Linked DNA regions of Homo sapiens: region 1 is linked to region 2. A link is an interaction called in ENCODE POLR2A ChIA-PET data of the cell type or tissue named here. Cell type or tissue: Caco-2. All regions are shown on one strand.

What was found. ChIA-PET counts read pairs that join two places held together with the same protein. Peaks named below come from ENCODE experiments on the same cell type or tissue, not always from the same donor. Only the 100,000 strongest peaks of a DNase experiment are listed, where the experiment ranks them.
Region 1: POLR2A ChIA-PET joins it to region 2 with 5 read pairs; 2 of 35 experiments call an interaction of 5 or more read pairs at or near these places.

The regions. Positions count from the first base shown.
Region 1 is chr16:2,185,785-2,188,284 of GRCh38, reverse strand. It overlaps CASKIN1 (CASK interacting protein 1), which reads left to right. Exons shown (of 20, transcript NM_020764.4): 7 at 824-932; 8 at 1,011-1,119; 9 at 1,213-1,307; 10 at 1,461-1,578. Among named protein-coding and RNA genes, the nearest start is that of CASKIN1, 9.6 kb to the left of the region's middle. In Caco-2, no CTCF peak of the experiment used is centred here; no DNase peak of the experiment used is centred here.
Region 2 is chr16:2,055,016-2,057,515 of GRCh38, reverse strand. TSC2 (TSC complex subunit 2) reads right to left here. Exons shown (of 42, transcript NM_000548.5): 6 at 1,997-2,114; 7 at 1,272-1,320; 8 at 747-872; 9 at 338-411. Among named protein-coding and RNA genes, the nearest start is that of TSC2, 8.3 kb to the right of the region's middle. In Caco-2, a CTCF peak has its summit at 255; a DNase peak (open chromatin) is centred at 1,190.

The DNA.
Region 1 (2,500 bases), 130 kb before region 2:
AGCCTGGGAGGTCGAGGCTGCAGTGAGCCAGGATGGTGCCACTGCATTCCAGCCTGGGTGACAGAGAGAGACCCCATCTCTACTTTTTATAAAAAAAGCAGCTGAGTGCGGTGGTTCAAAATGCTGCAATCCCAGTATTTTGGGAGGCTGACGCAGGAGCCCAGGAATTTGAGACCAGCCTGGGCAACATAGCAAGACGTGGTCTTTACAAAAACAAAGGCAAAAAAAAAAAAAAAAGCTGGGAATGGTCACACATGTCTGTAATCCCAGCTACTCTGGAGGCTGAGGCAGGAGGACTGCTTGAGGCCGGGAGTTTGAGGCTGCAGTAAGCCATGACTGCACCACTGTACTCCAGCCTGGGTGACAGAGTGAGACCCCGTCTTAGAAAAAGTAGGCCAGGTGCAGTGGCGCACGCCTGTACTCCCAGCACTTTGGGAGGAGTTCGTGTCCAGCTTGGCCAAAATGGTGAAACCCCGTCTCTACTAAAAATACAAAATTAGCTGGGTGTGGTGGCAGGTGCCTGTGATCCCAGCTACTCCGGAGGCTGAGGCAGGAGAATCGCTTGAACCCAGGAGGTGGAGGCTGTAGTGAGCCGAGATCGCACCATTGCACTCCAGCCTGGGCGACAAGGGTGAAACTCCGTCTCAAAAAGAAAAAAAAAGCGCTCAGCACTCAGTGAATGTCAGAGACATGGGGCAGGGCTGGACGGTCCTCAGCCCCCAAGCTGACTGCTGGGGTACCTGGAAATGGAGGCCTGGCTTGGGGGTGCTGGGGCCGGCCTCCTGCTGGAAGGCCCCGCCTGTCCACCTTGCCTTCCCGCCAGGCTCCTCCTCCAAGCCGGCATCGACATTAACCGCCAGACCAAGTCCGGCACGGCCCTGCACGAGGCTGCGCTCTGCGGAAAGACAGAGGTGGTGCGGCTGCTGCTGGATGTGAGTGTGGGGCCCAGGGGCGCTGGGCCCAGTGGACTGTAGGGGCTCCTGACAGAGCCTCATCTCTCACATGTGCAGAGCGGGATCAATGCCCACGTGAGGAACACCTACAGCCAGACAGCCCTGGACATCGTGCACCAGTTCACCACGTCCCAGGCCAGCAGGGAGATCAAGCAGCTGTTGCGAGGTGGGCCCAGGCAGGGCAGAGGGGCAGTGGCTGGGGCTGGGGCTGGGCCAGATCAGCCCGCAGGACTTCGGGGGCCCCCTCCTGTATCCCCAGAGGCCTCAGCGGCCCTGCAGGTCCGGGCGACCAAGGATTATTGCAACAATTACGACCTGACCAGCCTCAACGTGAAGGCAGGGGACATCATCACAGTAAGCATGGCCCCAGGGGCCATCTCAGCAGGGAGGGGGCGGCACCTGGGCGTGCGCACCCCAGAACACCCTCCCGCCGCAACTGGGGGGCACTGGGCAGGAGACTCTGCGAAAGGGGGCATCTCCCTGAGCGCCCCCCACCTTACTGGCCAGGTCCTCGAGCAGCATCCGGATGGCCGGTGGAAGGGCTGCATCCATGACAACCGGACGGGCAATGACCGGGTGGGCTACTTCCCGTCCTCCCTGGGCGAGGCCATTGTCAAGCGAGCAGGCAAGTTCCACCCCACCCTGGGGGGCAGGCAGGAGCCCCTGGGCTTGGGGGCTGGAAGCAGCGAGTGTGCTGAGGGTGTGGGGGCCCAGCAGGGCTGGGTTTCTGGGTGCCAGCGTGGGGTTGAGTGGGGAGCATCAGGGTGCCCCAGCGGCCGTCTCCTCGTCCGTTCCCACACCTATTCCTTTATGCGTTCTACCAAGCACTGTGTGCTGCCATGTCTGGTTCTGAACCGGCCACTAGAACAGATGGGGACCCAACTCCCAAGGAGCTCGTCCTGGGGCAGGAGAGGGCAGGGGACAGCGAAGTAAACATGAAAGGACATGTGACCCGGAGCACAGGGAGGGCCTGCTTGAGATGAGGCAGTCAGAGAAGGCCAGAGAATGCTCTGAGAGGCAGGTGGGTTCCAGGTGGCAGGAGCCGTGCGTTAAAAGCCGGCGGCGCCAGGCGTGGTGGCTCATGCCTGTCATCCCAACACTTTGGGAGGCCGAGGCTAGAGGATTGTTTGAGCCCAGGAGTTCGAGATCAGCCTGGGCAACATAGTGAGATTCCATGTCTACAAAAAATAAAATTAGCCAAGCATGGTGTTGTGCGCCTATGGCCCCAGCGACTTGGGAGGCTGAGGTGGGAGGATTGCTTGAGCCTGGGAAGTGGAGGCTACAGTGAGCGAAGATTGCACCAGCCTGAGTGACAGAGCAAGACCCTGTCTCAAAAAAAAATAATGATTAAAACAAAGGCACTCAAGTGTTTGCTCTTGGTGAAGAAAAAAGGAAAAAACCAAAGGCGCTGAGGCAGGCAAGAGCTGGGTACATCTGAGTAACAGGAGGCTGAGGAGAGGGACTAGGCCAGGGGCCCAGGCTGTGAAGCCCCATGTGGCAGCTGCAAGGGACCAGGGGCCCGTTTACTGCTGATGGAGGACCTGGAG
Region 2 (2,500 bases):
CAGCCTGGCTGTGGGGGTGAGGGCAAGGGCAACGTCAAGCCAAGACCCCGAGCCTCGCCTTGTAACAGGCTAAGTAGTTGGGGAGCACCGCTGGAGGACGTCCGAGCATGGGGCAGGCACTGAGCTGGGTGTGGATATTCTGTTGAACTGACAGAGGAAGGAGAGGACAGGGGCTGGATCCTAGAAGTCATGGGCCTCGCTCTAGTGGCAGCCTCTGGAACAGCTGCCCGAGAGGACAAGGACTCTCTAAGCCAGTGTGTGCTTGGCAAGGGACACTGGAGCTGCCCCGAGGGCTGTGCTGGCCTCCACTGCCCTGCGCCCCACCCACCACACTCACCTGTCCTCCATGAGGTGGCACATGTTGTAGATGGCGCTGTGGCCCAGGTGGGTGCCAAGGAGGTTCCGCATCAGCTGCGAGACACAATGCGTGTCAGGGGCTGGCAGGCATAAGCCCTGCCCCCAGCCCCAGTCCCGCTGCTGGCCCCGCCTGGCTGCTGCCCTATAGCCACCCAAGGTCCGGCCAGCTCGCCACCATCTCCTCCCAAAGACAGAGGCAGCAGGGTTCTCAAAATGCCACCAAAACCCTGACCTCAGCTCAACTGCCTGGGAAAATGACACTGGCCGTCCCTCAACAGGCCATTGTCTGGCCACCCCAAGAATCAGACAACCATTCATGGGAGACAGGATGGCCCTTGTCCCATCCATGTGCTCTCAGGAACCTTCCAGAGCAGTTTCAGAAACCCCACCTTCCAGCAAGGCTCGCAGAGCTCCTTGACGTTGATGGTGCGACAGAGGGTAACGATGAACAGCGGGAGGCTCTCAGCCGGCAGGCAGTTGTAGCAGACCACGGCGTCCAGCACCTGCAGGGAGACCTGGTGGAGAGGGAGACGGCTCACGCCCGTCCTACCCCAGCTCCTCCCCACAGGAGAGGACACCCAGGCTTCCTTCCCACCTCCTTCAGCCTGCGCTGCCACCTCTCCCCGCTGCCATGGCACCCTCTCTCCAAGCCACAGGGCAAGCGGGCATGTGGGAAGCACCTGACGTCCCTGTCACTGTGGGTCATTGATGCTGTCATCCACCCTGAGCTACATCTCCACATGGAGGCGCCCGGCTATCCTGACTTACATGGGGGACTCCTGAGGCTCAGAGAGACCGAGCAGCTTGCCCAGGGCTACACAGCCAGCAGGTGGCACACAGGGCTCAACCCCCAAGCCCCAGCCTCCCAGAAACCAGGGTGAAATGGGCCGGCCCTGGGGAGGGGAGGCACTGACCTCTATGTCCACAGAGGACGCGGTCCGGACGCACAGCAGACAGATCATCCTGCAGGGAGCACCGAGCTCAGTCCCGGCAGCACTGCCTGGATGGCCGAGCCACCACGGGCTGTGGTCTAGTCACTCTATGACGTCAATAACACGCATGGCTCATCCTCCCTGGGGGTCCCACCCACCCAACAAGCACTCAGGTGCCTGCTGTGCGCCAGCCACTGCTCTCGGTGCTGGGTGTTCAGCATGAGTGAGACAGAGCTCATGCAACATTCTAAACAAACAACAAAAAGATAACCAAGACATCAGATGAGAGCTAAACAGAAGATAGCTACGTACTTCTCTTTTTTTTTTTTTTTTTTTGAGATGGAGTTTTGCTCTTTCACCCAGGCTGGAGTGCAGTGGCACGATCTCCGCTCACTGCAACCTCTGCCTTCCGGTTTCAAGCAATTCTCCTGCCTCAGCCTCCTGAGTAGCTGGGATTACAGGCTCCCACCACCATGCCCGGCTAATTTTTGTATTTTTAGTAGAGACAGGGTTTCACCATGTTGGCCAGGCTGGTCTCGAACTCCTGACCTCGTGATCCGCCTGCCTCGGCCTCCCAAAGTGCTGAGATTACAGGCGTGAGCCATTGTGCCCAGCCCAACCTCTATTTTTTTGGTGGTTTCAACTTTATTCACTGCGGAGCTGAACTTAGGACCATTATCAGAACAGGATCTCAATTCTTTTCTTACTGAACCATCCTTGCGATGTACTCGTCGAGGTAACAGCTATTGAATTTGACCAAGTTCACCAGCACCAGAAGGAATTCCGAGGACAAGCCAACATCCATCCACTGCAGGACAAAGTCAGCTGGGGGAGAAGCGGCGGCAGTTTGCGAGGACGCCGAATCTACATCTCCCACTCACCTCCCCCTCCCGCCGCAGGACAGTGTGTCCAAACCCGTCACTGCCAGAAACCCCATCATCAGTCCCCCGGCAGCAACAGACAGACCACGCACTGGGCCCGAAGAGGCTCAGGGGAGCCCAGGGCAGGCCGGCTACGCACGGACACTAGGATCTACCGCCCCTGGGGCTGCACAGAGGGTCTGTGCCGAGGCGGCAGCAGAAGTGTGTATGCCGTACACTCAGGGCCCAACCCGAGGCTGGGAGACGCCGACATCACCAGACTCCTGGGCGTTCCCCACCCCCAGCAGAGAGTGGCTCGGAGGAGACGTGTGCACACTTGGCTGCCGGCCA